Regions from separate parts of the Homo sapiens genome. Here region 2 is linked to region 1. The links are chromatin contacts, found by Hi-C or POLR2A ChIA-PET in ENCODE. All regions are on one chromosome and are shown on one strand. Each heading gives the region's core, a stretch centred on a gene start or an enhancer-like site at or near the end of the contact. The rest is flanking DNA. Distances are from core to core; before and after follow the strand shown.

Region 1 (4,976 bases), core at 973-3,472:
GAGCAAGCCATCTGTATTAGTCTGTTATTATAATGCTGTAAAGAAATGCCTGAGACTGGGTAATTTATAAAGGGAAGAGGTTTAATTGACTCACAGTTCTGCATGGCTGGGGAAGCCTTGGGAAACTTACAATCATGGTGGAAGGGAAAGCAGCACAGACCTTCTTCACGTGGCAGCAGGAAAGAGAAGGGTGAATGAGCAAAGCAGGAGGAGCCCCTTATAAAACCACCAGATCTCTGAGAACTCACTCACTATCATGAGAACAGCATGGGGGAAACTGCCCCCATGACCCAGTCACCTCCCACCAGGTCCCGTGCTTGACATGTGGGGATTATGGGAATTACAATTCGTGATGAGATTTGGGTGGGGACACAGAGCCAAACTATCTCACCATCCCAGGCAAGTGGCACTGCTTCCATTCTTATGCTCCTGGTCTCAGTATCTGGATTTCCCACAGGTATAGCCAAATGAAAGAGACCTTAGCATTCAGTTATACTTTGAAAAATACAAAAACAATTCTCCATTACAGTGGTTATGTTTAGCAATACTTAAGGCTCATTTCTAGAATGATAGCCAACAAGACAAACATATAGCTGTAATTTAATGCCTTTTTCAAAAGTCCATGGTCATTATTAAATAGATTATAGAAAACTCCCTTATCTCATCATAGTCACTGATGATATTTATCCTGTTTGTTTCACCCGTCCTTTAAATTGGTGATCAGAGCATCTTGCTTGGGTGTGTCTACATTGGCCTTGGGCCCTGAACATCTGTAATGTCTTCCTCAGCCTCCAGTGACTTTATAACATCTTGACAAGGAAGTATTTTCAATTAGCCACGGGAGAGACTTTGGTTCCCTGTCTGCTGTCAGCTCCTCCCTCCTCAAGCCCATTGGAATCTGAAAAGAAAACCGATAAAATAAAACTACTGCAAGAAGTTGCTGATTCATGTGAACTCTTTTTTGAAATCAGAACAAATTATTCTCTGTTGCTTTGCCCACCTCTTCTGATAAGCACCTGAGCATCTTTTAGGAACTGAAATTTTAATTCACTTTTCTTCAGCAGCTAAGACTTTATAGCCTACTTCTGCTAGGGAGTTGGGAGTTACAAAACATCTATCTACACCTGAAGCCATTTGCTAAAAGAGTTGGCATTCCTTTCAGAACATATCATCAGTTTAAAAAAAAAGACATTTAAACAGAAAACACATTTCAAAATCTATCAGTCTCCCATGGGGCTATTTTACTCAACTGAGGTGGGGAGAGGGAGATTGTTTGGTTCTCAAAAGACAGAACTTTTTTTCTGTCTGTGAACAAGGGATAGAATAGTGTGGGAGAAATGGCTGGACTTGGAACTGCAACCCAGTCTTGAATCTTGACCCTATCATTATCATCACTTATGGCTCTGAGCGTCCCTTACCCATATGTAAAATAGAGGCTATAATGCTGTGATTATCTATGAGCAAAGAGGCCAGTTATAGTTAACCAGGAGAGAAATGATGGCAGCAACTTGATATTAGAATTTTTTTTTTTTTTTTGAGATGGAGTCTTGCTCTGTCGCCCAGGCTGGAGTGCAGTGGCATGATCTCGGCTCACTGCAACCTCCACCTCCCGGGTTCAAGCAATTCTCCTGCCTCAGTCTCCCGAGTAGCTGGGACTACAGGTGTGTGCCACCACATCCAGCTAATTTTTTGTACTTTTAGTAGAGACGGGTCTCCTGACCTTGTGATCCGCCTGCTTCAGCCTCCCAAAGTGCTAGGATTACAGGCGTGAGCCACTGCGCCCGGCTGATGTTAGATCTTTGTACAAAGACTGTGCTCTTTCTAGCCTATGATTTGGAAAGAGTGTAAATGGTAACTAATAGGTTATAATAAACCTATTTGGAGATGGACAGAAGGTTATAGTAGTTGAGGGGTTTAGGGGAAGAGTTCAAGCCTTAGAAGTAGATGATTTTTAATCTTGGTTTTAGTGCTCATTAACTAAGGGACCCTGAGCAAGTTATTTTATTTCTCTGAGCCCCAATTTCCACGTTCATACAGTGGAGACAATAATATTGGCCTTTTTATCACTCAGAACTGTTTGATGAAATAATGAAGTGTGTTTTGTAAACTGGAAAGTGTGAACTGTCCACAAAAGAGGGCTTGGGGGATGAGTGCTTCTTGGAGGCGTGGGAAGCACTGTTGGAAGCGCCTCTTGTCCCTGCCCCTGGGTCCTGCCCAGCCCAATACCTAGGTTCATAAGCACGTGTCTTTGAATCCAGCTAAGATGATGCAGTATTTACGCAAGGAGTGTTTATGGAAAGCAAGAGATGGGATACTTCGTCTGTGAGAAATGTTTACATAAGTGCCTTTTAAGGTGGGAGTTATGCCCAGTGACGAAATTCCACTTACATATGCAACTGAAAAAAAGGTGAAAGTTGAGGTAGGAATTTGTATTGGGAACAATGAAAATAGTAACAGAGTAGGAAAGGACCAGGCAGCAAGCAATGGAGGGAAGGAGTTTTGAGATCAAAGCAGGATTTCCACTTACTATCATTAAACCTAGTATTTCAGTGCTTCGTGTTTGGGGAAGAATAATCAGCCATTGTGCTGCAGTGGAAAACATCCAAGCATTGATTTCCAGAGAACCTGGGGTTCCTCTGGGCCAGCTTTGTCTCTGGTGTTTTGAGGGAGGAATCACTAGCTTTTCCATCTGTGCAAAAGGCCAGGCGTCTAAATGGATAACTCTTCCTTTAAAAACTTCTGTGATGGGAAGGGGAACATCACGCTCTGGGGACTGTTGTGGGGTGGGGGGACGGGGGAGGGATAGCATTAGGAGATATACCTAATGCTAAATGACGAGTTAATGGGTGTAGCACACCAGCATGGCACATTTATACATATGTAACTAACCTGCACATTGTGCACATGTACCCTAAAACTTAAAGTATAATAATAAAAAAAAGAATATTTTGCAAATAAAGTAAAAGAAACACCCTTAAAAAAAAAAAAAAAAAAAACTTCTGTGATGATAAATGTGTGCGTGGGATCCTGTTAAGCAGGGAATTCCTTTGAAAGCCTTGTTTCCCTTTTCTCTCCATGGCCCAGAGATAGATCCTGGCCGCATTTGGATATGAAAACTCCTCAGCCTTGCCGTGTTCTCCTGCCCCTTGAGAGTTGTGTTCTGTTTGAAAAGAGCTGAACAAATGAAGGCTGTTTTTTCACTTGGGATAAGAATATCCTTCTCAAAGCAGTAAGGGCTGAACGAGGGTAACAGGATCCATATGTTGAAGCTGGCTGCTAATACTCAGCATATGGTCCAGCAAACTTTCTTGGGGGGACTCAGCTTCTCATTCTTTAAGGAATGCTCCAGTGAACTCCAGAAAAGATCAGGACTTAGGTGACCGTGGCATAGACACAGCTTCTGGGCTTCATAAGCCTGTAGTTCCCAGAGAATGAGAGCCACGGGAAGTGACAGGGAAGGTCCTGGCTGGCCTTAGCATGGATAGCACTGGCCTGCAGCTCTCTTTGTAAGGCTCCATGCTCCCCAAGATACGATGGGCCCTTATCAATTCATGGGCTCTCTGTGTTCTGTTAAGGGATAGTGAATCCAAGGGTTGTTACTTGGGGTTCCCAGATGGTGTGTTCTAGTGAATGGAAACGTTTTGCCCTCTGTGCAGGGGCAGCATTGCATCATGGAAAGATCACCTACCCGGAGCCAGGAGGCCTGGGCTCTGGGGCCACGCTAGCCCTAACTAGAAGTGACCATAGGAAAGTCACTCCACCTTTTCCTCATCTGGAAAATGAGGAGGCAGGATGTGGTGATGTCTGAGACCCCTTTGGGCTCTCACAGTGTAGAATCAAGTGGCACCTGAACTCCATCCTGAGGAGAATGACAGGAGAAAGCACCCACAGATAATCACACTTGCACTGCGGGCAGTGACCCCGCGGCATAGTATTCCAGCACAGCTCTGTGTGCTGCGACCACATTCAGGAGAGGCAGGGGAAGACTTTTTATTGCTCTCAGGCAAGAATTCAGTCCTGAGCCTCAGGGAGCCGGCAGTGGTGGTCTGAGCAGGGGAGAAACTAGCTGCCCTAGATTACTCTATTTCTTCCAAACCAGTTTTTGGAAGTCTGGGTTTTCCCCTCTGATTTTCACAGATGACAGCGTCAGCATCTTCCCCCTGCCTCTGCCCAGGGCCCCATTTCTCCCCTTATGCCCTCCTCCTTCCCTTTTCCATCCCTGTCTCCACCACATCACCTCTTTCTCTCTGAAGCCTCTGCTGGCTTTCTCCGTGACCTGCCTTGTCTGTTGCTGGCATGGTTAGGAAGGCCGCACCCCCTTCCCAGCCCCAAGCAGGCCCTCTAATCCCTGCAGTCGGCTGAGGACAACTGTAGTCTCTCCATCAAATAAGCATAGACCAAGACCTGCAGCAGCTCTGCCTGCGAGCCGGTCACCATGGCAACGAGCATCACCTCCATTCTACTGTGAAAAGAAAATGGCTGTTGGAAGGAAGGGCTCACTGAATCTCCATTCCCCAGGCTGTTTTGTTCAAGCCTGTCCCTCCTGTTGGCCAGAAGAAGCCCCATGCACTGAACCAAATACCTGTTTGCCTTTAGATTTGGGGTTTACTTAAGAGAAGGAAAGGCAGAAAGAAGTTGAATTCAAAGGAATAAAGCATTTTTCCACCTCGAAACTCTATTTTCATGAGGAATGGTTGTCTGCTCCCAGCAGATAAACGAGGAGCAGATGAACACAGGGATCTGTGAGATCTGGCGCAGTGTATTTTGTCTTATCGGTGCAGTGGAATGACAGAGCATATGGATGTTCAAATAAATATTCAGGGAAAGTAGCCAAGGGACCCAGGGAATTCCACAGGGCACGGGCTACAGAATTTCCAAAGGGTGTCTGACTAATTGGGGTGGTGATATGTGATGTTGGCTCCTGTTATGGAAAAAGGTGTGTTGGTCCTGTAGTCGTGAGGGAAGGTGAGGGTTTA
Region 2 (4,976 bases), core at 388-2,887, 44 kb after region 1:
GTGTTTTGTTTTTACCCTTCATTTTAATTGGCACAGTTGGATACAGACATTGAAATTAGATAGGGAGGCCTGTAGCTTTCGCTTTATCCATAAATGCATACTTTTCTTGTAAATATTTGTGGGAAAATAAACAGTGTCTGGCAGTGTCTGGCAGATGTGCCTGGCAGTAGGCGCTTAGGCAAATCGTTTAACCCTTCACAAGTGAGCCTTGTTTATCTCCTCTGTAAAATAGGATGAGTAGTCACCCACGTCCCGCCACCCTAAAGAAAATCACAAACATTTTCATGTTTATCATGCTCTGCTTTACCCACATGGGATCATTACCACCAAGCCAGCAGTAATGTCAGCTGGTCGCTCTCAGATTTCATCATCCTGGCTAAGCCTTGCTCATTTCTGATCTAATTAATGTTGCTATCCTGTCCTTTTGTGTGCCTGAATGTGCAGGAGTAGAAGGGGCTCCAGGCCTGCCACTGTTTGGAGTTTTGAACCTAGCTTTCCAGGGAGGAATAGCAAAGTAAGACCACAGCTCAGTAAGACACAGGATGTAATGCCAGCATCTGCCCAGAGTGGCAGACAGCAGCAAATGGGCAGGCAGGGTGGTGCCGCCTGGCTGGCTTTATTCTCCTTGATATATCAGAAGCCCCTGTGGTTTGGACTCAGACTCAGGAGGTGACTCAAGCCTCAAGCTCAGAAGCCCTCTGTCACCATCTGTTGACTCAGAAGCATGCCCACCATCCCATGCAGTGCTTTTCCAGGCACTGTCCTGTAGCAGACGGAGTTCAGGCTTTGGAAGTAGACAGACCTGGGTTCAAATCACAGCTCCGCTTCTTCCGCCTGAAGCTCCATAACCTAGGATAAGTCGCTAAGCCTCCCCAAGTCTCAGATTTCTTACCTCTAAGGTGAAGGATGGATTCCACTTACCTTTTCAGTGTTTGTGAAAATTAAAGATTAAATGTGAAGAACACAAAACATACTGCTCAGCATTTAGCAGCTGGAATTAATAGTAAGAATAAATGAGAGTTATGTTATCTCTTGCTGCATGAAAGTCATTTGTCAGCAAAATCTCTGATCATCTCTTTTAAATATGTATATTAAGAGTCTTTTAAATATGTATATTAAGGCCCAGCATGGTGGCTCAGGCCTGTAATCCCAGCACTTTGAGAGGGCCAGGCGGGTGGATTGCTTGAGGCCAGGAGTTCAAGACCGGTCTGGGCAACCTTGTCTCTACTAAAAATACAAAAATTAGCCAGGCGTGGTGGCATGTGCCTGTAATCCCAGTTACTTGGGAGGCTGAGGCAGGAGAATTGTTTGAACCCAGGAGATGGAGGTTGTAATGAGACAAGATCGCACCATTGCACTCTAGCCTGAGTGACAGAGCAAGACTCCATCTCAAAATAATAAATAATATGTATATTAATATTGATAGAGAAGAGAGAGAATACCTCCTTCACCATCTTTATAATGATGCCTACATATGTATAATATATACTCACCCATGTATGTATACATATATAGCTATGAGTTTAATTTATCTCCATTCTCTCCTTCACCTTTCTTTGCCTTTTCTGTCTGTCGTGTTTCCATAGCAACTTGGCCTCTTCCTGCCCTTGCAACCACAGAACCAGCTAGTGAGTACAGGGCTGAGTTGCTCTCGGCCAGACCTCTGATCGCTTGTTGTAGAGCCGACTTCTAGATTACAGCGCTGCCTGTTGTTTTCCCTTTTATTAAAAGCAACAGTTGTGAATGCATGAAGGCTCCTAGCCTGGTGTGGTTTCCTAAGCATGCCGTCTGCTTGGCCAAGAGAGCAAACCAAGCATCAGCAAAAGAACGGGGTTGATTATTGGAAGAATACTCCGTGCATGAGGAGGCTTTTCCAAATCGACTCTCTAGTTAAAAATAGCCAAGGATTAGGCAAACCCTGAGGACACAAAAGAACAGCATCTCCTTCCCGGCTTTCGCTTTGCTGTCCCTCCTTCTGAAATACACACGCTCATGCGCGTGTTAATTTAGCAGTAGCAAAAAGACTGAGAGCGAGGGAAGGAATAGGAGAAAATGGCTGCTTGAGGAAAGGGAGAGGGTGATGCCGAGAAGGAAGGAGCCGCTGCTTCCTGACAGCATGCCCGGCTTTGTCTCCGCGTACGCAGAGCACAGGGGAAGGAGAGAGCTCCTTCCTGCTGTCTCCTTTCAGGCTCCCGCCTCAGTGCTAGAAAAATGATGGGCAGAAAAAGCCTAATCCAGGCTCCCCTTGGGTTGAGAGTCCAGATGAAAGTGCTGGAATTTATCTCTTGACAATAGAGTCAAGAGCCAGATTGTATCCTCTTTTTTCATCGTAGAAAACATTGCACAGAATCACTGCTGTAACATGTTCCAAGCTGGTCTTCATAATGCTCTAATGAAGTAAGATGTGTGTGGAGGACCTGAATCTCCTGAAGAATCCATATGAGTATGCGTGCATGTTCATAGTGTTCAAGCATCAAAGCTGTGTGGGAGTTTTAGATTTTATAATATTTCTGCTTGCACAGAAAAAAAATGGCATACATCCCATCAAGCAGAACAAGAAGGCAGAAAGCAGGTATGCAAAGTATAACTCCAGCTCCCCGGGCCAAGCTTTCCAATACATAATTGAACAGAGAAGAAAAGAGTTTCCTGGTTCTGTGTGTTGCATGAAATGGTTCTTTTTTTTCTACTGCAGAACACAGCTAAGGGTCTGCTTTCTTGGTGTTCCCTCCGTGTGTGTGCTGCGATGAATTTTAATTCCTGATGCTTTTGAGGTTTCATTTTGTCAGCAGAGCAGAGCCGGTGACAACAGGCTGTGCTCGCATGGGTTTAATTCAGATTATGAGGGGTTTTTTTTTACATTTGGAAAAGGAATGCAGCTGACAGCCCCTTTTCTTATTCTACAGTGTCACTCCTGTCCTTTTTCAACCTGGTGCAATGTGTGTCCAGGCACAGTAGGAGAAAGCTACATAATGTATTTGTACAACTGTGTCATATTTCAGGTGGCTCACTGTAGGTTGGTCTTCTCTGTTAGTGAAACACAATCTTGGTTCCAGATTTTGCCTGAAGAAGGAATTAGGTGTCTCTCCCCTGACATGTCTTTAATTTTTAAACATCAGACATTTCTGCCCACAGACAAAATGCTTAGTTGTGACATCCAAAGGGAAGAAAGTTTGAGTCATTTTATTTTGAACCACTTGACTACTGACCCAAATTGTAGGTCCCAGTGGATACTGAGATAAAGGAAAGATGCTCACAATTGGGCAGCAGCCTGAGTTTAGCATGAACATATTTCTCACTAGTAAGATGAAATGTGGCACATGTGAATTGCAGTGGAACTAATAGCAGAGTAGCTATCAGCATGTGAATATCCATCGATCATCAATCCATCAGTGGGGTTGAAAATACATATCTCCCAGTTTTGCTTCTGTGTGTGTGCGTGTGTGTGTGTGTGTGTGTGTGTGTGTGTGTGGACCCATTTATAATTATGAGGGAATAAAGGTATTCTAAATAAAACCAAAGGAGCAATTGCTTAGTTGTATATAATCCCTGCAAGGCCCCTTTGGTAGGAAGGTGCCTGAATCTGTGTAATGCCAGACAATAAGAAAGAAGCACACATTCTGTCAGCTCACGGTGGCAAGGGAAGAGGTAGCCTGGTTAAAGCATTTCTCTCAGGTTATTTTTAACCAGCGGTGTTCTTTACACAGAAAGGTGTCTTCATCTCCCTTCTTTGCCCTTCTCCCTCAGCCTCAATTGGCAATGGCCAAAACTTTCCCTGGCCTCTTAAATTTAAGGTCAGAAACCCAAAATACCTTTTAACAAGTCGAGATCACTCAGTCACAACATAGGACCAAAAGGAATGCTTAAGAAAAGTGTTTTTTTTTTTTCATTGTAAATCTCAAATTTATGACTTATCAGTGCAACCACGATTCTAAAGATATAACTTTAACCACAACAGGTTGGGTGCCGTGGCTCAAGCCTATAATCCCAGCACTTTGGGAGGCTGAGGTGGAAGGATCACTTGAGCCCAGCGGGGCCAACAGGGCGAAACCCCCATCTCTACAAAAAATAGAAAAATTAGCTGGGTATAGTAGCAGACGCCTGCAGTCCCAGCCATTCAGGAGGCTGAGGCAGAAAGATTGCTTGAGCCCGGGAGGTCAAGGCTGGAGTGAGCTATCTTCATGCCACTGCACTGCAGCCTGGGTGATGAAACGAGACCGTTTCAAAACAAAAAACTTTAACCACAAATGGCCCAAACATTTGCTTAATGTCAAACTCTCAGCACGTTGGGCCAAAGGTACAGTTTCTGCTGTTTAGTGTCAACACAGCCATTGTCTCAACCATCAGAAGGAAACCCATTCCCTAGTCTGCACTGGCCTCTTCCTTTATATGGGTCTTGACTTCAGGGAGGCTCACCGAGGTCTCAGGAATAACATGGGTTTGTGGAGAAAGAAGTGAGATAAGATCCTCAAAGCCACCATCTCTGGCATGCATCCACCCAGCCTCATTCAGCCCATACTCCCCTCCTCCTTATGCCATAGGAAACATGAAATGACTCTTCTTAATTTAATACAATCTTTTGTTCTTCTAGGGCACACAGTCTTCACCTTAAGACTCTCGGGACTTTTCCTTGATGACCCATATTCTGTTTCATTGCCCTTGTTTCCCAAGGATGCTGAGACATTTCTGGAATCTGTGGATAATAACTTGCTTTTTTCTTTTCCTTTAACAGTCTCCTGGATTGACTTTGACATCTGGGTCCTGACAGCAACACCTCCCCATTTCAAAACAAGTTTACATGCTCCTGATGTGGTATTAATATGTAGTGTTGCAGCCGTAGCTAATGCTTATTGGTGTTGTTAACCAAATGCTCTTTATGATTTATTATTCTTCTATTTCTGGGCAGTTTCACTGCCCTCCCAATGTTTCCTATATATGCTGCTAATTTAATTTGATTTCTCCTTTTATTTAGTCTGTGA

What was found. Hi-C counts contacts between places; a loop is a spot of excess contacts on that map. ChIA-PET counts read pairs that join two places held with the same protein, here RNA polymerase II (POLR2A). Pooled maps may share reads with other maps.
Region 2: a map of dorsolateral prefrontal cortex shows a loop between it and region 1 (1.9-fold over the local background). The contact joins two enhancer-like sites. A Hi-C loop is called at or near these places in 3 of 168 maps with a recorded cell type or tissue (Right ventricle myocardium inferior, dorsolateral prefrontal cortex and left ventricle myocardium superior), 1 of 37 single-sample maps with no recorded cell type and 3 of 50 pooled maps. POLR2A ChIA-PET finds 5 or more read pairs at or near these places in 1 of 52 experiments (WTC11).

Annotation. Positions count from the first base shown.
Region 1 is chr11:113,196,854-113,201,829 of GRCh38, forward strand. The region is part of intron 1 of NCAM1 (neural cell adhesion molecule 1); the gene reads left to right. Among named protein-coding and RNA genes, the nearest start is that of NCAM1-AS1, 75 kb to the right of the region's middle. Within about 2 kb of position 2,223, at least 3 of the 41 ENCODE cell types and tissues checked have a DNase peak (open chromatin) inside an H3K27ac peak, as active enhancers do.
Region 2 is chr11:113,241,219-113,246,194 of GRCh38, forward strand. All of the region lies in intron 14 of NCAM1 (neural cell adhesion molecule 1), which reads left to right. Among named protein-coding and RNA genes, the nearest start is that of NCAM1-AS1, 30 kb to the right of the region's middle. Within about 2 kb of position 1,638, at least 5 of the 41 ENCODE cell types and tissues checked have a DNase peak (open chromatin) inside an H3K27ac peak, as active enhancers do.